2 separate regions of the Homo sapiens genome follow, and region 2 is linked to region 1. Evidence: read pairs that join two places in POLR2A ChIA-PET (ENCODE). Cell type or tissue: Caco-2. All regions are shown on one strand. Each heading gives the region's core, and the rest is flanking DNA. Links, peaks and the distances in the headings are about the cores only. Region 1 has its middle 16 kb from the start of LINC03004. Region 2 has its middle 14 kb from the start of SIMALR.

The links. Peaks named below come from ENCODE experiments on the same cell type or tissue, not always from the same donor. Only the 100,000 strongest peaks of a DNase experiment are listed, where the experiment ranks them.
Region 2: POLR2A ChIA-PET joins it to region 1 with 8 read pairs; 2 of 35 experiments call an interaction of 5 or more read pairs at or near these places.

Annotation. Positions count from the first base shown.
Region 1 is chr6:137,644,337-137,655,889 of GRCh38, reverse strand. No RefSeq gene overlaps it. Among named protein-coding and RNA genes, the nearest start is that of LINC03004, 16 kb to the left of the region's middle. RefSeq lists enhancers at 2,429-2,945, 4,995-5,164 and silencers at 7,618-7,707, 7,728-7,777. In Caco-2, for the core only: no CTCF peak of the experiment used is centred there; DNase peaks (open chromatin) are centred at 4,146 and 6,739.
Region 2 is chr6:137,953,678-137,965,230 of GRCh38, reverse strand. No RefSeq gene overlaps it. Among named protein-coding and RNA genes, the nearest start is that of SIMALR, 14 kb to the right of the region's middle. RefSeq lists an enhancer at 9,365-9,866. In Caco-2, for the core only: no CTCF peak of the experiment used is centred there; no DNase peak of the experiment used is centred there.

The DNA of each region.
Region 1 (11,553 bases), core at 2,297-10,296:
AAATGGAAGGCTTGGCTTAATCGGCAGGAATTAGCCATGCTCACCTGCACTGTGTCTGATAGGACTGAGTTGTTTGCAAAAATAGACTTTAGTTTTATATATGGCCTGATTATTTGCATAAATTGCAGCAAGAATAACTATTTCTACATAGACCTTTTAGATTGGCTTTGATGGAATTCTGTTCCACAAGGAATCTCAGATGATATCTTTTAAAGCCAAGCCCAACCATGGTTTTATATCCACAAATAACTGTGAGTTGGGTGATCCATTCCTCTTAAGGTCCCAAGATAAACTTGGAGATCCTTGGCCAGTTAGAAAGTGACATTCTTTACTGATCACAGGTCAGGAACCCTGTACAGGGACTGCGTAGACAAGGGTATGAGGACAGTTTTTCCTGCGGGGTTTTATCAGCTCTGCAAGTCAAGCTTGACTCCTCAAAGAGAAGCATACCCTTATAATCAAACCCTTGGTAAAACAACTGGTTTCTCCACTTGCATCCTGTTGCAAAAGAAAAATGGATTCTTACTGCACTGATGCAAACAACTATATTGCCATAAGTTAAGAATACTCACAGATAGTTTCCAAATTCTAGAGGAACCAGGCAGAGAGAGAGAGAGACAAATAGGCTCCAAATTTTGTTCACAGGAGTATAGCTTACTCAGTTATTAAAGGCTGTAAATACTTCAAAATAAGTTTTCTTAACCCTGAAAAACAAAACGGGGATCAGCAATATTCCAACAAAAGTTAAAAAGATTGTTTCAGTTTTGAGTTCAGTCCATTAGTTCTAGTTTTGCTTGATATTCATGAACACTTCAGCTCTTCATGAGTCATGTACATTTTTCCTTTATTCCAATGTTACAATCTCCAAAGTTATCAGAAACCTGTATTTGAGAGGACCTGTCAAAGTTCTATAGCTCAGTATAAACCATCTTTTGAAAAGCATTAAAACAAGACAACCATTGTCTGTGAATAACAAAATGTCCAGGGTAGTTACAGTTAGAAACACAATTGACAAAGAAGTTTGGTTATCTCTGTGATTTACAATAACCTAACATACCAACCTTAATTATGATTGATAGCATATACTCAGACATTAGAATTGTAGAAATCCCATATAATTTTGAGCATATGCTAGCATTACTCACAAAAATATTACCTAAAGTATATTGAACATCATTTTGGCAGTCCCATGTACCTAAACATGTTTACCTCTCTTTTCTGGACACTCCAGGGGCCCTCTGAAGTATCTGAAAAGCCAGGAGTCAGGAAAGACAATTTCGGAACCAAAGTTTGATTTTTGGGAAGCCTGTTAAATTTGTTAGAGGTTTAAAACACTTGATGTTATAAAACAGTATTCCAGGTCACCATAAATTATTTATTTTGCCAAAATGATGACTCAGAAATTTTAAAGAGGCAAAAGCCTTTTATAAACCTTTACAAATTTTGCTAAAGAGCAGATTAGCACCTTAAGAATACCTTGTTGTGCTTTTATTTCAATGCTCAATTTACAGAATAACTTTTTTGAATTTAGTCAATATGTTCACACAGAGAAACTATTCTGTAAGATTAATGTCCACAATCCTTCCACCACTTGTTTTAACCTTTAGCTTTATCTTGTCTAATTCAAAACAATCCTTTACTCCTAGGCAAAAATTTACAATTTCGTGCCTTTTTATAATCTTTTACTAAAAACACATTTTACTGTTTTCACACACTTTGCATGTAAATCTATTTCCAATAGTTTCAATTATATGTTATAATGGTAACTCCTAGCAGTTTTTAACTTTAATGTAAAACCTGGTAAGTTGTTTTAATTGTGTGCTAGGTGCAGCCAAGGTTTGACTTCTTCCAGCGTAATTAAGGGTGTGGTTAGTTTCATATGTCCCCTGGCATTACCAATTGTGAAGCTGACAAATTGAAACATTCTCAAAAACCAAAAAGGCAGTTTATAACCTTAAAACATTTAGCAACTCTAGTATCTAACCTGCATAATTTAGTCCACCTATTTATATTTTGATGACATCTGCATTTTACCAATAACCTTTACGACTGCCTTATTTCTCAAAGATTAAAGTCGCTTGAACTGAAAGTTACCACAGCTTTTATCTTCCCTTAAAAAAATACTTGATTCAAGTGCTTGTCTTCCTTTAGGCCAAATTAATTAGAGCTCTTTTTACAGACATCATATACATAACACATATATAGCTACACAGACAGGCAGAAGAAAACCCAGTCGCTGGGTGGAGCCCTTTAAGAGACAGGGCTAGGAAAATGTGCAGATATCAAACCAGAAAGGACTCATTCCCTAGGCAGGATTGCTAAACAAAGCCTTGCCATGTGGTTACAGGCCACACCCTCAGGACATATGCCCTCAGGACATAAAACAAGATGGAGGTGTGCAGCAAAGTTTGCTACTGACCACACAGACATGCAAAGCATACCACATTGGCTACAGCTTAAGACCAACCTCACAAATCCTTTTTCACAATTAAAACTTTACAGAGAATATAAACATAATTAGTCCACATAAATAGGTGGACTAAATTATGATAATGATCCTTATCATTCCTAGCCTAAGAAAATGTCTTCTAAAAGGAAAAATAAACTCATTTAAAAGTTAACTGCTGATGGAGTGGAGAAGAAAAAGGGATGCCTGGGGGAAAAACCTCTTATTCTTATGCAAATAGTTCCTCCACCCTAGAGAGAAGCTTAATTGCTGTCTGATGGGGTTGGACTCCCTGGCTGGGGGAGGGGGAGACTCCATGGGTGCCTGGCAGGGAATACCGCCAGCTGCATGGGATCCCTTGGGGCTCAGGCAGCTGCTGTGGCTCATTCCCACCCTTGGCTCATTCCATTGTTAATGGCTGTTGGACACTGTGCATACATGCGGCAGACTCAGCCATGCACCCCAGACAGTAGAGAATGGGGAGCAGGGAGCTGCCCCACCCAACTGTCCCATACACATGCCTGTGGCCATTGGGGTGTGTGTGAACCACCTCCAGTATTGTAAAAAAAAAAAAAGTTTTCATGTCATTAATGTCCTGAAAAAAAGAAGAGGAATGCCATAGGACCAAAAGGCTCAGAAGCGAATGTGAGAGGTTTTGAGTCCCCATTTCACTCACCCCTTCTCAAGCCCTATGTTCTGGGCACCAAAGCTGTTGTAGGACTTTTTCCTTAGTTGAGCTAAAGACAGCGTCCTTGCCACATGACCAAGAAAAATTAATCTCACAGACAGTTTGAAGGGTGAGGAGGGTAGTGTTTTATTGGGTGAAAAGGAAAAAAACTCAGCAAAGTGAGAGAGGCTCCCCATCTCACAGACTGAGTCCCCAGGTTATCACACTGGATCAGGAGAGGCCAGCCAGGCTCTTCCTCCCCTGCAAATGGCGCAAACTTCCTGAGGCTCCGCCCCAGTGCACACTCCTCACAGTGCACAGGCCAGTTGGAATTTCTCCGGGGACCCCTTTATACTTGGCTGTCTTGGTGAGTCACTTTGTAGGCCAAATAACTGAAAGGTCTTCAATCAATACAAAGACTTGAGATAGTAAATATAAAGCTTCAGGCAGATTATTTCAGTAGATTGTGGCTTCTGCTCTCCAAATATAAGGTTAGAGGGTCATATGGCATGATGAACAAAGCCCCTTCTAGGTAAAACACACTGTCAGTCAGTGCCAGCATTGCCCACAGAATTCCTGTCCCTATCTCTCTGCCATCCCACACCACGCCACATCATCCTTGGCCTATTCTCCCCTACAGGACTTTGCATGTGGCATGCAGACAGTCTCCCTTTTCATTTGTTTTCTAAGGCATTATGTGATCACCCAGAGAAGGAGTAAGCTTCATTCAGGTTCCTGTCCTTCTACTTTGGGCCCCAGAATCTGGTCTGCTGTCCATGGATTCAGGGAGTGACAAGGGGATAATGCCTGCTAAGACATTCTCATCTTCAGTTGAGGTGTCCTTTTTTTTTCATTTAAGAATTTTTTTTTATTGAAGTGCAGAAAGTTGCACATATTCGTTGCATACCACTCAACAAATTTTAATCAACTGACCCATCACCTGATTAAGCAATAGACAATTACCTGTACCTGGCAACTCCCTACCTGCTCTTTCAAACCTTCCCCACCCCCGCAACAAAGGTCAGCACTACCTGTGTTGTAACCGAGCGAGTTATAGAGAAACACCACACTTTGAGACTAATTCAGGAGTCCTTTATTGCCGGGGACCGAGAGACGACTAGAGCTCAAAAATTCTCTCAGCCCCGAAGAAGGGGCTAGATTTCTTTTTATACCTTGGTCTAAATAGGGGAGGGGGAGTCTAGCTGAAGCAATTTTTACAAAAGCAGAACAGGCAAAAAGTAAAAGATAAATGGTTACAGAAACTGTTACAGGAAAATAAAAAGTTCCAGGTGCAGGGGCTTAAGCTATCACAAAGTGATAAACGCAGGGGCTTTGGGTACCATCAACCAAGCACGTTTCCAGGAGTGGGTAGTACAGCTTGCCTCAGTATCTTATCAGTAAGCAATTCCTGGATGTACTTGGAGTTAGCTTGCACCAGTTATGTCCTTAAGCAGGGGGAACGAGGGGCTGCAAGCGAAGAAACCAAAGTGGAGTCTGTCCTGCTCTCTCAGATAAGAGAGAGTCAATCAGGTTAAAACAAGGTAGGGTATCACACCTGGACTTCTCCCAGCACAGATTTGTTTGATCTGCTTTTGAACTTTGTATAAATGGACTCAGACAGCTTACATGTTTTTGTGTCTTGCTTCTTTTTTCAACAATATGATTGTGAGATTTATCCATCTGTTGCATACAGTAGTAAATTGTTTATTCTCATTGCTGGATCATATTCCATTTGATTAATATTTCTGATTACTTTATTCCTTCCACTATTAATGTCAATGGGAAGCTTCCAGTTCAGGTCTATTACAAATAGCACTGCTATAAATAAATACTCCTCTTTTTAGGTGATCACATGTTCCTATTTCTGTTGGGTGAGCACCTAGGAATAGAATTGCTAGGTCATAGGCTATGCATAAGTTCAGCTTTAGTAAATATTGTTTGTTTTTTCACTTCTTTCTCCTCCTCCTTCTCCCTTTTCTTCCTTAAGCATCTTTTTGACAACAACAACAACAAAAAAAACCCATGCATGCTGGCCTCATAGCCTCATGTTTATAGATAAACTGCCACCAGCTTGATTGCCGAAATTAGCCAGCCTCAGGCTATTCTCCTGCCGTTTTGAAAAGGCCAGCTCCTTTTCACTCTCTCATCCTGCAGGGTAAAGTGGCCATCAGCCTTGTACATATTTCATGTTAGCTTAAGGGTCTCTATTGCTGATCCTGAACTTTGCAGAGACAAAATTCTGCTAAAAGATAGATGGATAGAGAGAGAGAGACAGAGATGATAGATAGACAGGTAGATAGATAGATAGATAGATAGATAGATAGATAGATAGATAGAATATATAATCTATAAATTATATATACTGTTATATATGTGTATATATACACATGTATATATACACTTATGTATACACACCTAGATAGGTAGATAGAATATATATCTATATATTATACTAGAATATGTACTAAGTTATATATGTATATATACCTATGTATACACACATAGATAGAATATATAATCTATATATTACATATACTAAATTATATATGTGTATATATACACGTGTATATATGCATATGTAAACACACATAGGTAGAGAGATAGATAATAGGTATAATATATATCTATATATTATAACATATACTAAGTTATGTATATGTGTTTGTGTGCATATATATATGTGTATATATATATATGTATAGATAGATAGATAGATAGGCATCAAGAGGCTCTGAGTTTGAATCCTCCTTCCATTCTTTGTTACTGAGTGACCTTGAGCAAGTCAGTCAACTGCTGTTTTCTCCCTTTTCTTATCTGTACATTTAGATTAATAATAATTCCAACATCACAGGTTACCTATGAGGATAGTAATATATAATACATGTAAAATGCTTAACACCGAGGCTGGCAGGCAGGCATCTCAGAGACATCAGTAAGGAAGTGTAACTTCCCAAAGGCACCTGTGTTCAGGTTAGCGATCATTTCAGTTCCCATACTCATACCCAGTGGGTGAACTTTTACTTATCTATGCTGTGAGGCTATCTTGGGGAAATGAAAAGGGGTAAGGGAGAGTCTGCCCTGGAAGTAAATTCAACTCAGGCAGAAATGGTTTATAACTTTTAAATGGCAATTTTTTTCAAGTTTTAAAAAATATTAGAGTACAGTCCCAGTGAGTACACATTATTAAAACATGTGAAAGGTGGGAGAACAGAGAGAGAGAGCACAAGAGTGAGAGCAGTTATTAGAATAGTTTAATAACCACAAAGGAGCCCTATGAAATTGACTGAAGGCCGAGGTGGGTTGGATTGCTTGAGCCTAGGAATTCAAGACCAGCCTGGGCAACATGGCAAAACCCCATTTCTACAAAAAATACAAAAATTTGCCAGGCATGGTGGCACTCAGAGGCAGTCTCAGCTGCTTGGGAGGCTGGGATGGGAGGATCGCTTGAGCCTGGGAGGCAAAGGTTGCAATAAGCCTAGATCACACCACTGCACTTCAGCCTGGATGACAGAGTAAGACCCTGTCTCAATAAAAAAAAAAAAAAAAAAAAAAAAAAAAAAAAAAAAAAAAAAGGTGACTGAGCTTGGGCCAAGGAGACACCTTGGCAGAGGCCAAACTAGAGTGAAGAGGGGAGAATGTGGCCTTTCTGGTTTAGAATCAGGGCAAACTGCTTATTAGCTGTGTGTTCTTGAACTTTGCACTTTATATCTGTGGAACGAAAACAATCTTATCTTGCTGAGAGAATTGCCTGGCAGCTAAAGTATATGAATTGTTTAGCTTAGCAGGTGTAAAAACTTTATGTGGCCCCTATTTTTAGGTGGAATCACACACACACACACACACACACACACACACACACACACACACAATTCCCTTAATGAGAAAGTAAATAGCCCCATCAGCAGTCTTTCCGTGATGTTTCTAACAGAACATAAGCAGCACTTCCAATGGGACATGGAAAAGACCCAAGTACACAGTGTTTCTCAGAGGCCATACCACAGCTGCAAAAACCATCACTGTTATCTTCCAGGTGCTGGCCACTTTCTAACCAATGATTCTCCACTTTGTTCCTCCTGACTGCTGAACTAAGATCACGGAGACAGCTGAAATGACCACCTTCTGGACCACCTCTGAGGAGCCCCCTCTTCCAGGATCCCTCCTCAGAATTCCCAAACTCCCTCTTGCAGAGATACTCCGTTGGTCCTTTGGCATGTATTTTCCCTTACTGCAGCAAGAAAAATAAATCCAATTTCTTATTCCCCTCTACCTCCTCCTCTTCTTCCTCCTTCCTGTAGGTGCTCCCCTGTTTGTCCTTAGGTGGCAACGTTACCACTAAAGAAGTAACATCTCTCAGTAGACAGAGAGACAGACAAACAGATACATCAACATAGATGGATAGATAGAGATATATGCTCACTTCTATAGATAGAAAGACAGGTATCCATGTGTAGAGAGAGAAACACTTTTAGAAAGAGAAAGACATACTTTGACTTTCAAATCGTTCCAGTTCTCTCTCTACAGCTCTGTGACTCACTTCAGGTCTCACAGTCACCCTTTACTCACGCCAATAACTTTAACAACAGTAACACGATGGTAGAGCACTTACTATGTGTCAGGAACATTCTAAGCCTTCTGCATGTATTAAATCATGTGACCACCACAGTAACCTTATGGAAAAAAAGTGATGCTACTATCCCATCTTACATAGGATGAGACTGGATCACACAAAGGTTAAGGGCACTGCCCTGGGTTGCACAGTTAGTAGGTGGGAGTCTTCACTCTTACCTCCCACTGTCCTGCCCTTACTGCCTTTTGAAGGATGGCATGTCCTGTCCGTGTCGCAGCACAGCACACATACAGACTGCAGAGCCTTCTCAGTTTCTCTCCAGTGGCTCAAAGGTCAAACTTGAAGGGTTTCTACTTGCTCTTTTTCAGCCCTGTGAATGGGTGGTTTCAATGGGATGTATTTTCCTTTAATGTGTGTGTCCTGAAAAATTTCTGCTGCCAGAATCTTTTAAGGAATGTGACACAATATTCCATCATTTTTTCTTCCTCATTTTTCTCTCCCTCTTCTTCCCACTTCCTAATGTCTTTCTTTTTCCTTCTTATATTCTTTCTGGAGGTTGTAAAAGGGATTTTACAAATTTTCCTGCTTCACTTCAGACATGATAGCCCACAGTTTTAAGTACTTGTTATGTGCTGGGTATAGCGCTACATCCTAGGTACCATATCATATATTTTGCAGGGATTATCTCATCTGATCCTCACAACTGCCCCTTGTGAGGTAAACGTTAATATTATTCTCACTTTGCAAGTGAGGAAATGGGAGCAGGTTTCGTTCCTTGTCCAGACCTGAAATAACTAAGTGGCCAAATTAGGGGCAGACCTCTGGACTAACGGGCCCCAAGTCCAGGACTGCAAAGACCTCACTCATCACCACTACACACTACAACTCAAACAACTCAATTGCAATAAAACAATAATGCAATTTAAAAATGGTCAAAAAGATCTGAATAGATGTTTCCCGAAAGAAGACATACACATGACATGAGCAATGGGTCTTTGAAAAATGCTCAACATCACTAATCATCACGAAAATGCAAATCAAACCACGATGAAAAGTCATCTTTCCCCTGTTAGAATGGCTATTATCAAAAAGACAAAAACAACAGATGCTGGTGAAGATGCAGAGAAAGGGGAATGCTTGTACACTGTTTGTGAGAATGTAAATTAGTAGAGTCATTGTGGAAAATAGTACGGAAGTCCCTCAAAAAACTAAAAATAGGACTACCCTATGATCTAGCAATCCTATTTCTGGGTATATATCTGAAAGAAAGGATATAAGTACATTAAAGAAATATCTGCACTCACATGTTTATTGAAGCATTATTTGTAATAGCCAAGAATGGAACCAACCCAAATGTCCATCAATGGATAAATAGATAAAGAAAATGTTGTGTGTGACACACACACACACACACACACACACACACACAATGGAATATTATTCAGACATAAGAAAAAGAAACCCTGTTATTTGTAGCAACATGGCTGGAACTGGAAGTCATTATGTTAATGGAAATAAGCCAGGCACAGAAAGACAAATACTGCATGTTCTTACTCATAAGGAGGAGCTAAAAGAGTGGATTTCCTGGAGGTAGAAAGTAGAATCGTGGTGACCAGAGGCTGGGAAGGGGAGGAGGGAATAAAGAGAGGTTGGTTAAGGGGTATAAAAATACAGTTAGATAAAAGAAATAAGTTCTAGTATTCAATAGTACAGGAAGAAAATTATAGTCAGCAATAATTTATTAAATATTTCCAAATAGCTAGAAGAGAATGATAATGTTCCCAACACAAAAAAAAGATCAATGTAGGGAGCTTCAAGACAGCTGACTAGAGGCATTCAGTACTCACCCCGCTTTACAAAGAAGAACCAAAACAGCAAGGAGATAGCCATACTTCGGATAGATTGCCTCAGAGAGAACACTAAAATTCAACAGAAAAGTGACAGGAAACACCTAGGCCAAGAAACGAGAGGGAAGCAAAGTAGCCTACTTGGCTGGGATTGGCTGAAAACCCAGGCAGGCTCCCCAGAGTAGGGGAAGGGTAAGTGACTGACCCCCAGTGGTCCACATTCCCACTGAGGACTCCCGCAGTCCTAGCCACGGAAGAGCCCCTGGACCCACAGAGACCCCGAGACTAACATAGGGAACTGCCTGGAATCCGTGCGATGGCATTGCTCCAAAGAGGGCGCTCCCGCTGGGTCCCACACACCCCGAGTCCACACTAAGCAGCTGCAGCACAGTGCCGCTTTGGGAGCCCAACTCCCAGTAGACTGCATCCTGCTCTGGGGTCCAACAGTCCGCGCAACTCCACATCAATGGAAACCTTAGGAAAACTTTCCTGGATTGGTCTACGCAAAGAATTTATGACTAAAATTTCAAGCATGAGCAACAAAAACAAAAACATACAAATGGGACTATATTAAACCTAAAAGCTTCTTCACAGCAAAGGAAACAGTAAACAGTTGAAGAGACAACTCATTGAATAGGAGAAAATAGTTGCAAACTATTCATCCAAAAGGGCACTAATGTCCAGAATAAACAAGGAACCCAAACAACTCAACAGGAAATACAAATGATTCCACTAAAAAGTGGACGAAGTAAAACAATGAACATTTCTCAAAAGAAGACATGCTTCAAATGGCCAAATGCTTCAAATTTGAAGACAGGCTTCAAATGGCCAAAAGGCATATGAAGAAATGCTCAACATCATTAATCGTCAGAGAAATGCACATCAAAGCCACAATGAGATGTTATCTTACTCCGGTCAAAATGGCTGTTATTAAAAAGACAAAAAGTAACAGAGGCCGGGCGCGGTGGTTCACGCCTGTAATCCCAGCACTTTGGGAGGCCAAGGCGAGCGGATCACAAAGTCAGGAGATGGAAACCATCCTGGTTAACACGGTGAAATCCCGTCTCTACTAAAAATACAAAAAATTAGCTGGGCGTGGTGGCGAGCGCCTGTAGTCCCAGCTACTCAGGATGCTGAGGCAGGAGAATCTCTTGAACCCAGCAGGCGGAGGTTGCAGTGAGCCGAGATCAAGCCACTGCACTCCAGCCTGGGTGACAGATTGAGACTCCGTCTCAAAAAAAAAAAAAAAAAAAAAAAAAGTAACAAATTCAGGTAAGGATGTGGAGAAAAAGAAAGTCTTGTACACTGTGTAGGTGGGAATGTAAATAAACTAGTACACCTACTGAGAAACAGTATGGCAATTTCTCAAAAAATGAAAACTAGAATGACCATTGAATCCAGCAATCCCAGTATTGGGTATCTACTCAAAAGAAAAAAAAAATCAATATATCAAAGGTATACCTGCACTCACATGTTTATTGCAGCACTATTCACAATAGCGAAGATATGGAATCAACCTAAGTGTTAATCAATGGATAAATGGACAAAGAAAATGTGGTATATGGATATACACAATGAAATACTATTCAGCCATAAAAAAGAATGAAATCATGTCAACATGGATGGAACTGGAGGTCATCATCTTAAATGAACTAAGCCAATCACAAAAAGGCAAATATCACAAGTTCTCACTTAGATGTGGGAACTAAAATTTTGATTGCTTGGACGTAGAGAGTGGAAAGATAGCTAACAGGGACTGGGAAGTGTGAGTGGGGGGAGATGAAGAGAAATGGGTTTAAACAAACAAGCATACAGTAAGATGGAACAAATTCCACGTTCAGTAGCAGAGTAGGGTGACTATGCTTAACAAACATGTATTGTACTTAGGTAATGGACTCTCTGAATACCTTGAGTCAGTCACTACACATTATACACCTGTAACAAAATTTCTCATGTACCCTATACGTTTGTACAAATTTTTTTATGTCAATTCTTGGTCAAGAATATATTAGCACAATGAAAGAGA
Region 2 (11,553 bases), core at 1,923-9,922, 310 kb before region 1:
CTCAAGTGATTCTCCCACCTCGGCCTCCCAAAGTGCTTGGATTGCAGGCATGAGCCACCGCACCCAGCCATAGTTTCTTTTTCAGACTGTGTTATTTTGAGCACTCCAGGTGAGGTCCATTTAACAGTAAACATAAGGGGAATTTTTAGCAGGTGGGTACAAAGAGTTCACTTCCTCACTTATAGAAGAGAAAGAAATAATATTAATAACATAGCCCAGGCCATGCCTTTGAAGCCTAGAAGCTCCAGCTGCCCAGGATGTGATCCTTGCTCCAAAAGAGCTAACCAGTTAGCACAGGGTGCATAGACATGGAAAACATATGCTAATAAAACGTTATGGGGCAGGAAAGGCAGGAGTAGCCATTGCCATTTTTATTGTAGAGCAGGGCCTGCTACAGAGTTGGGCAAGATTGCCATGAAATATTGTATTCATTAGACAAGAACGCCATGCTTTGGTCCCTTGTCATAGACATAGAAGAAGTGCATGTGTTATTAAGTATTTGAGGTGGAGAAAGAGCCCAACTACTTCTTGGGTGTGGCTAAAACTATCCTTTTCAAGAGGCAACAGATGGGACAGGGGCTTTGGAGTCTGACAGATTTGAGTTTGAGATCTACCCTTTACTAACTGTGGCAACTTGAGGTGCTGAATCTTTTGAGTTTTGGTTTCCTCATCTATAGAATGAGAATAATGTTATGTGCCTCAATGTGTTGAGTAAAGACATAATGTGATTATATGTGTAGAGTGCCTGACATCTGGCAGATATCCAATAAATATTAATTTTTTTCTTTTCTTCCTGTGTGGCTCATAATACTTTGCACATACTTTGATGTTATTTCTCACTAGTTTGATTTATTGTGAATTTCTTTTTCTCTCCCTTACTAGAGTCTTCAGAGGTCCCATTTAATCCATCTTTGTTTCACTGAACATGTCATAGTGCCTTCTCCATGAAGAGTGATCAGGAGTGTTAAATTCAATTAAATAGGTGAAGAACCTCTATCATAGATAGGAAAAAGAACATCTTTTTCCAGCCCTAAATCTTGATCTTGGCTTTGAAATTCTCTTTATTTAATGTTCTTTGGGCAATGCAATAGAAATAGACTCTGGTTAACTGGTTAACTTAAGCTAAAAAGGACTTATAGGAAGAGCTCTTCAACAGTCTTTAAAAAATTTTTTTTCAGATGGTGTCTCGATCTGTCACCCAGGCTGGAGTGCAGTGGTGTGATCTTGGCTCACTGCAACCTCAGCCTCCCAGGTTCAAGTGATTCTCCTGTCTCAGCCTCCACAGTAGCAGGGACTATAGGCATGCACCAGCACATCCAGCTAATTTTTTTTATTTTTAGTAGAGACAGGGTTTCGCCATGTTGGCCAGGCTGGTCTTGAACTCCTGGCCTCATGTGATTCACCCACCTTGGCCTCCCAAAGTGCTGGGATTACAGGTGTGAGCCACTGCGCCCGGCCTCAGCAGTCTTATAGGAGAACTCAACAAGCAGCCCTCGGGAGCACGGAAGCAGGGGAGCTCCAGCACCTGCAATGCGGGAGCCTTGCTCTAGGCGCCACCATCAGACCTGCAGCTCCAAATTTATCCATTACTGGGATTACCTCTAGAAGTTCAAATTCCCAGAAGAAAGCCCAACTTGTATCAGGTGCCCTTCTTATAGCTAGAGCACCAAGATTGCAGAGGGAAGCAATAGTTGCTCCACATCGCAGATCCTGGGACCCTTCTAGGCATGCCTCATTGCCAGCTTCTGGTCAAGCATGAGAACTTTAAGCTGCCGCCTATTTATACCATCTGTGTCAGGTGTTATCTCACATCTAATTCCCTCCCACCCAGCCATAAAATGAAAGCAAGTCAAGGGAAGCCTCAAGCAAAGAACAACTGGCCGGGTGTGGGGGCTCATGCCTGTAATGTCAGCACTTTGGGAGGCTGAGGCAGGTGGATCACTTGAGGTCAGAAGTTCGGGACCAGCCTGGCCTACATGGCAAAACCTTGTCTCTATTAAAAATACAAAAATTAACTGGGTGTGGTGGCACACACCTGTAATCCCAGCTACTCGGGAGGCTGAGGCAGAAGAATTGCTTGAACCCGGGACGCAGAGGTTGCAGTGAGCTGAGATTGTGCCACTGTATTCCAGCCTGGGTAACAGACGAGACTCTGTCTAAAAAAAAAAAAAAAAAAGAAAAGGCAAAAAGAAAAACTCACTGAAGAGCAAGTCCTAAAGCTAGCAAAAAGCCCCTCCCTCCTTCCCTCCCTTCCATCCTCCTTTCCATCCTCCGTACCTTCCATCCTACCACAAAGATCTCTTTGGTGTCTATTATGTAGCAGCCCCTAGGGACCACTAAGAAACACACCACATGATCCTTTCTCTAAAGGAAGTAACTTCCTAGCAGAGGTACACAGACACAGAAAAATAATTTGTTAAAATGTAATGAAATGAAAGTCGGGGGATGGAGTGTCCAGTTGAAGAAGACAGTATGATGCTGGGGAAAAAGCACAGATTAGATCATAACGAAGCTAGGATCCAATTCAGGAAGGCTGATGAAGTGTCATTACCATCCATGTGGGGATGGACATTTGTTTCCAGGTGTCTTCCCCCTGCCTTAAGCCACAACAAATGCCCAGGTAGTCCTTTAGCAATTATTCTAGGCTAGTCTTATTTATAGACAGATGTTCACTGTGCATTTGAAGAGTGTCAAACGGCCCCTTGCCCTAGCATCTTTTTCTTAACTCACTGCTCTGATACCTGAAGTTTCCAGACTGATTAGAATGATTGCCATGGGTAAGGCAGTATGTGTCCAGAAAGCCCCCTTAGAATGCTAAGAAGTAACATCCACAGTTACAAATATGTTATCAAGGACTAGCTCATCTATCATACAGGCTGGCTTTCAATTAGCTATGAGTTGGATCCACTGAGAACTAGTCTCAAGACAAGTACAATTTATTTGAAATGAGGGGCAAGACAACATTGAGGCTTGAAACACTGAGTACTTCACAAGAAAGGCTAGATCACAGAAGGAAAAATGTGAGGGCCAAGAGATGGAAGGGAGGGGCAGAGAAAGAAGGAGAGGCAGTGGCCTGGAGGGAGACAGACTCTTCTTATTTTTGATTTAAGAGAGGGTGGTGTCTTTGAAGTGTTCTAAGAAGTACTGAAAAGGCATTCTCTGGTCACAGAAATTTGGGCAAAGGTGGATTGAACAAAGTAAAATTTCTATTCTTAAAATTCTCAGATTCTTAATTATGCCAACATACCTGTAAATCTTAATAAAAACACCCATAATATCAATAATAATATTGATAATAACTATTACCTGTTAAAGACTTGCTTCTTTTCAAGTACTACACAGTTTGTGCTTTATATGTTATAGTTACTGAATTCTCACAACCTTACAAGTAAGTGCTATTGTTACAGATAATGTTTTACAGATTAAAAAAAAAAAAAACAAAGATTTAGAAGAGGTTAAGAAACTTGGATAACGGCACAGCCAATGAAGTTATGGCACTGAATTCTAGTTGGAATTTTTGCTCTGACTTCACCATTAAAATTCTTAACTACTAGAGTAGGGTCATGTATTTTAGGGAATAAAGTTCTAAAGCAGAGGTTGGCAAAGTTTTTTGGTAAAGGGCCAAACAGAAATAGTTTTGGCTTTGTAGGCCATATGGTATCTGTCCCAACTACTAACACTGTTGTTGTAGTGTGAAAGCAGCCATGGGTGATACATAGACAAAGTTGGTTGTGGCTATGTTCCCATAAAACTACACATACAAAAAAAAAAAAAAAAAAAAAAAAAAAAAAAAAGAATGGCCTGTTCTAAATACACTAAAAAGGCAAAAATAGTAGATAGTCAAAATGACCCTTCAAGTAACAGTAGTTGCTTACAAGAACTACCGTTAGCAATATAGCTGGGCCTATCAAAGCACAACAGCAAAAACTAATGTTTTTGTGTCTCTTTGAATTTCAGGGTTCTCTCTTTCTTTGATGAAGGAGAACAAGTTTGGTTTGAAATGAGAGAAGATAAATAGAGGATATATTAGCCTGTTCTTGTACTGCTATAAAGAAATACCTGAGACTGGGTAATCTATAAAGAAAAAAGGTTTAATTGGCTCACAATTCCACAGCCTCTACAGGAAGCATGGCTAGGGAGGCCTCAGGAAATTTACAATCATGGTGGAGGTGAAGGGGAAGCAGGCATGTCTTACATGGCTGGAGCAGGAGGAAGGTGGGGAGGAGGTGCCACACACTTTTAAACAACTAGATCTTGTGAGAACTCTCATGAGAACCGCACCAAAGTGGGGAATCCACCTCCATGATCCAGTCACCTCACAACAGGCCCCAACTCCAATATTGGGGATTATAATTTGACATAAAATTTGAGTGGGGATGCAAATCCAGACCATATAAAAGGACATAAAGTATTTCCCCACCACCTCCCTTTTTTCTTTTTTTTGCAGGGTAAGTATAGCTGAATTCTAGTAAAATAAAAATGTCCCCTGGTGGCCATTCCACTAAATATTCTTTCTCAAATGATTTAACTCCCTCCTGCTTTGGGGAGGGAGCAGAACATTTTATGAACTTAAAGAATCATGTAAAATTCTTGACAAAATGTTTGCCTGGGATTATTTCAACATCCCCTTCCTGACTGACAAGGAAAACTACCTTCAGAAAGTTAGAGCTGGAAGAAATACTTTGAGGCTGAAAAAGATGAATAGCTAGCTCTGGAAGTTACCTGCTAACCAGGTACTATGGAGGGGTAACTTGTCTGGATTGCGAATATGATTTCTTTGGACACATTTAACAGTGAAACTCTTGAGACCTAAAAGGAAAGAAAGTTTTATTTTGGTTCACTGTAGGAACATGACTTAGGTCTGATTTTGGGGAAACTGAGACTAGCCCAACAGAAAGTATGCATATTTGAAATACCCGAAGAAGTACTAAGAAGACCCCTTTGTGTGTCATAATATCTCCCAGTTGGAGGCTAGAAAGTCTCTAGTACAGATTTATTTTTTGTGATTAAAGCTGTGCTTTCTGAAACTATAATCCTTAGTTACAAGTGCCTTTGGAGGTACAAATGAGGGATGCAGGGTTGTATTATGACTGCGTACCAGGCTTGTGTGTGCTGCCTGGCTCCATCCAGCATCTACCACCTTCCTAACTTACCTGAGAACATCCAACTCTTTAAGACTAACTGACCTCTTAAAATGAGGATAATAATAATGCCTATTTCCTAAAAATGTGGTAAAGGTAAAAATATTGCATAAATATAGCCTTTTGCTCAGTGCCTAGTATGTGAGTGCTCAATAAACCTTAGATATTATGACAGCTATTAGTAAGTCTTTGTTAGCCACTATCACTAGAGTGCATTTAGTTAATCAGATTGATTTCCACAGTAATAGTTCCCTAAGAACATTGGACAGGCAAGAGAGAGAAATCTTTCTTGATCTGTGAGGGGGAACTGAAGATAGTATAATTGTGGATCGAGGAGAAGAGGAGGGCTTAGGCACGACATATACCTGGATTTCAAATCTGATTTTATTACTTGCAGTACTTGGGATATTAACTTGGGTATTTACATAATTCTCTTGGCCTCACTTTCTTTTTACATAAAAAAGTGGAGGCTGGGCATGGTGGCTCATGCGTGTAATCCCAGCACTTTGGGAGGCCGAGGTGGGTGGATCATTAGGTCAAGAGATTGAGACCATCCTGGCCAACATGGTGAAATGCTGTCTTTACTAAAAATACAAAAATTAGCCGGGTGTGGTGAAGGGCGCCTGTAGTCCCAGCTACTCAGAAGGCTGAGGTAGGAGAAGAGCTTGAACCCGGGAGGCAGATGTTGCAGTGAGCCTAGATTGCAACACTGTACTCCAGCCTGGTGACAGAGTGAGACTCCATCTAAAAAAAAAAAAAAAAAAAAGTAGAAAGCAATACCTGCCTGTTTTGTAAAGCAGTATCTGGAATAGGGTAAGGTGAGGATAAATGAGTACATGATAAGTAACAGCTACCGTAGGTGGGACTCCAACACTTTGGAGCTCTTTTTATTAATTGTTTATTTTTCCACATCAGCCTAACATATGTATGTTTTTATTAGGATCATGCTACATTTAAAAGTTATTGAGACTTAAAGAGGAAGGAAATTATGACACATGTTACAACATGGAAGAACGTTGAGGTCACTATGCTAAGTGAAATAAGCCAGTTGCAAAAGGACAAATACTGTATGATTCCACTTAGATGAGGTGCCCAGACTGGTCAGATTCACAGAGACACAATGTAGAATGGTGGTTGCCAGGAGCTAGGAGGAGGAGAACAGGAAATTATTGTTCAATGGGGATGGAGTTTCAGTTTTACAAGATGGAAGAAGGCCAGAGATGGAGAGTAGTGATGGTTGCACAACATTGACAATGTATTTGATCCCACTGAACTGTCCACTTAAAATGGTTAAGATAGTAAATGTTATGCTGTATGTATTTTATCACAAGGGAAAGATCACCTAGGGAGAATTGACACCTTCTTATGATTGAGTTTTCTATCCTTGATATTGAACAAATATCTTCATATTCATTCAGCTTTGTAATTGTATTCTTCAGGAGCACTTTTACATTTTCCTTATATACATTTGCACATTTCTTATTAAATTTTTTATCTGGGTATTTTCTGTTTTTAGAGGCCACTGTAAATATGAGCTTCTATCCCATATTTCTTCAGACTAGCAGTCATTTAAAATATAAAACATTAAGAAGCACCATGAAAAAAACCATATATTGCAATAAGTAACTTATAAGGTCAATTCAGGAAATGCAGAATGAATTAGCTTCAGAACCATTTCAGTAAACAAAATTCGTACAGACATTTGTTCCTACCATTAAGTTACTGTAATACATGCTACTTATGTAGTTTCTGAAATCTTAACCACAAAGAGAGATGGCTGTTATTAGAAATAATAAAACAGCAAAGCACAATTGGAGATACAGTTGGAAAGGATACAGTTTGTTCACATTTATAACTCCTTACTGTCTTCTAATGGGTGACCTTAGTCTCTGGAGGGCCCTCTGCTTTGCTGATGGTCTAGCTGTGAGAAATACAAATTAAGAGGATGTTGGGCTGAGTGGGAATAAATGGTTTGGGTAAGAAAGACAAGAGAGGCCTAGACTTCTAGGGAAAGATCCGGGACTGTGAAAGCCTGGAATGAACTGGGCTGGACATTGGAGGGTAAAGGAGTGAGAAGCAAGCCCTCTAGCTGGATGGAAAGTTTGGGAGTGGAAGAAAATGCTGCCCTGTGATACTTTAATTTGTGTGTTGAGAGCAGGGCCATGTCAACCTTTTCTCAGGAGAAATGGTCCTTACAGGTTGAGAAATCAATCCTTAAGAAAATTTGCACCTATTTTTTTTTAAAAAGCAATCCATAAACATTGTTATTTTTCCAGAATTGGGTTACTTTTCCCATCATGACTCCCCTCCTGACTGCATAGTGTTACAGTCAATTCCTATTTGTGAAATTTTGTGAGGAACCATTTTAGAAACATAGTTTCTCTTTCATTTCCAGCAATTGACTCTAATAAGCCTGATTCTTGTTGCATTTTGGATAAAGAGAAGGGCCTTGCTGAGGTCATTTGCATTTGCTATGGCCTCCACTCTTGCTCCTCCGGATGACCTCCACATTGCTGGCTTCTTGTTGGGTAAGTTCTCGGCTCTCAGGTCACCATGTCTTAGCTTCTTTCTGGGATACACCCATATCTAAAATTACTTCTATTTTTGTTTATTTCTTTATTGCGGCTTCTCTTCCTAAAAAGCTTTGGTGGAGAGATGAACATGGATCTTGTCCACTTTGTTAACTGCTAGATTCCTTGTGGTCAGAATAGTGCACATGATAAGCCCTTAATAAATATTTGTTGAATGAACAAATTAATAAGATACGGTCAAGCCTCTATATTTCTTTTGCTGTTTCTTAAGTTGCAATTTGTATTTACAGCATTGGCTGAAGTATAGGTTCAGTTTACATGGGTTCATCCTCATTGCAATAATTAAGAAATGTATGACAGTAATGAATTAAGAAAATGACTTTCGAGTTTCCTCTCTACTCATAGCTATTTAATATTAAATAACCTTGTGTTCTCACAGAATAATGATAATGATAAAAAATACATAAAAAATAGAGTAAAGCCAAAAACCTCAAACAGTTCCAGATGTTAAACATTTAGCAGCACAGAGAAAGAGAGGAAAAATTAGGGTGGAAAAGAAAGGAAAAATTAGGGTAGGAAAGAATGGGTGGGTTTGGTTTGTACCTGAGGGTAGTTTGGTTTTTTTGCTTGCTGTGAAGACCCTACTTTATATGATGTAGACTTTGATTTCTAGCAATATATTTGTTTTAGCCCAGTTATAAAATCTATTTTTAAAAGTAAACAACATCTGCAAAGTAGTAGATGGAAAACAGTTCAAAGCAGAAACATTTTTTGTTAATGAGTACAAAAATAGATACAAAGAATAGGAATCTAGTATTTGATAACACAACAGGGTGACTACAGTCTGCAATAATTCGTGTACATTTTAGAATAACTGAAGGAGTACAATTGGAATGTTCATAACACAAAGGAATGATGAATGGTTGAGGTGATGGATGCCCTGTAATTTACCAGGAGGTGATTATTATACATTGTCTGCCTGTATCAAAATATCTCATGTACCCCATAAACATATATACCTACTATGTACCCATAAAAATTAAAAATAAAAAAATTTTAAAAAGAAGGAAAGAAAAATACCTTGGTCAAAGATTTGGAGTTAAAAATACTAAATTTTAAAATAAAATTTTGTTAGGTTCGAAAATATTTGTCACCAAAGCAATAATATTAATGTAGCCCACATTTACTGCGTAAATTTTAAAAACTAAAAGATGAGCATAAAACAACTAGGCATTTAACTGAAGATTCTAGAGGAAAAAAAGCAAAAAACAATAGGAAGAAGAAATAAATAAAAATAAATGTGAAAATTAATGAATTTAAAAGCAAGTACACAAACTTGAAGGTAAAAGTTAATAAGTTTGAATACATCAAAATGAAAGATGTCTGTTAAGTAAAAGATTCTCAAAAAAGTTAAGGCATACACAATATATTAAGATATTTGCAATATTTATAACTAACAAGTAATATCTAGAAAATACAAGGAACTTCTCGGTGGCTCACGCCTGTAATCCAAGCACTTTGGGAGGCCGAGGCAGGCAGATCACGAGGTCAGGAGATCACGACCATCCTGGCTAACACGGTGAAACCCCGTCTCTACTAAAAACACAAAAAAATTAGCTGGGCCTGGTGGTCAGCGCCTGTAGTCCCAGCTACTTGGGAGGCTGAGGCAGGACAATGGCGTGAACCCGGGAGGCGGAGCTTGCAGTGAGCTGAGATCGCGCCACTGCACTCCAGCCTAAGCGAAAGAGCAAGACTCCGTCTCAAAAAAAAAAAAAAAAAGAAAAAAGAAAATACAAAGAACTTCTTCAAATGAACAACAATATCAACTATCACCACACCAAGTACCAAGTGAAACACTCTGGAAGAAAATGAGGAGCAGATTCCAAAAAGTAGGAAGCGGCATGGATAGCAAGCAAGCACATCAATAGATGGTCAACCACATAATAATCAGAGCGCTTCACAGGAAAGCGCAGGTTCTTAGACCTGGCCGGTAAGCTTTGATATGCAAATGAAGGCCATTAGAAACTGGGTCCACCCAAACATGGCGATTCCCGCCCTCTTCTTCTTGCCCTGGCCTCACACATGCCTGGCAACATGGCCACCCCCATGTATCTCCACGTGTGTAGAACAGCGTGGCACCCTGCATTGGCATATTAAAAGGCTAGGTGGGAGGTCCAGTTTTTTTCCACGGGCTATGTGAGTGACATGCCTGGTCAAACCAATCCCCTGAGCCCTATGCAAATCAGACACCACCTCCTCCAGCCACCTCATATAAGCAGCCACTTTTCCAAGGCACACAGGGTTTCCTCACTTGGCTTTGGAACTGCCCCTCCCTGGGTCTCTGTATGGGGGAGCTTCTTCCTTCTTTCTTGCCTATTAAACTCTCTGCTCCTTAAAACCACCACCAAAAACAAAAACAAAAACAAATAGTGCCTCAATGAAAATGGGAAACCATTTTATCCCCGTCATAGTAAATAATGAGAAAATCTGATATTACCATATGTTAGCAGGGTTTTGAAGAAAATTACAATCTTCTTGCACCGCAGGTGAAAAATGTAAAATGATACAGCCAATCTGGAGAGCAACCTGGGAATAATTGGAGAAATGGCACGTGTGTGCACACAACAAGCTGGCAGTAGTTCTTCCCAGTATAACCCATGGCTAGTGAGTAGAATTTTGGTTTTTAAGGGAAAATTGCTATCAAGTCCCCAAACAAGGGTGAACTTGGCAACAATCTTTACACGGGATTTGTTTTGTTATGCAGTCTAGGTAGTTGACACCCTTCCAGATGATGGGGCTTGGGAATTTGTGTCTGATTTCACCAGTCTCACATAGATGCTCAAGAGACCATGTTAGAGGATATTTACAGAAGAGATGTACATGGTAGCAGCTGTTTATTTGTAGGGCATGGATAACTAAAATATGGGGCAGGTATGCCACAGAATGCCACACAGCTGTTAGAAGAGATGGACTGGATGAGCATTGTGGTAGGCTGGATAACAGTGCTCCAAAAATGGCTACATCCACATGTCCACAACCTTTGCAGCTTCGATTAGGTTAGTGATCTTGAGATGGGGGTGGTGATCCTGGGTTCCTAGGGTGGGCCAATGTGATAACAAGGCTCCTTATCAGAGGGAGGCAGTAGGATCAACAGTCAGGAGTGGAAGATGTGATGAAGGAAGTAAAAGGTGGGAGTGAAGCAAGGAATCAGCCATGAGCCAAGGAATGCGGGTGGCCTCAGAACCTCCAGAAAGGACCAGTTCCACTGACACCTTGACTTTAGCCCAGTGAGACTGATTTTGGACTTCTGACCTCCAGAACTGTAAGAGAATAATTTATTTTTTTTGGTGGAGGCATAACTAAGAATCTCTATTGATGGACATTTACATTGTTTTCAATCTTACTCTTTTAAATAGATCACAAAATGTACATATGTCATTGTGTATGTGGTAGTTTATCTTTAGGATAAATTTCTAGAAGTGCCTGGTTAAAGCATATATAGTCTTACATTTTTGATAGATTATTGTAATTTTGCCACATTGCCCTCCAGAGGGTTTGTAACTGTTTACATTCCTGCCTGTTTTCCCACAGTCTTGACAAGACAGTCACCGAACTTCTGGATTTTTGCCCTTCTAATGAAAGAAAAGTAGTATTTCCATGTATTTTTAATTTGCATTCCTCTTGTAAGTCAACATTGATCATCTTTTCACATGTTTAAAAATCACTTGCAGTTATTTTAGTGTGAACAATCTGTTCATATTCTTTGCTCATTTTTATGCAGGGTTGATGGTCTTATTGATTTGTAGGAGCTCTTTATGTAAGAGATTAGCCCTTTATAATAGGAATTGTGAATTTTAGCAAAATATTCATGACTTCTACCC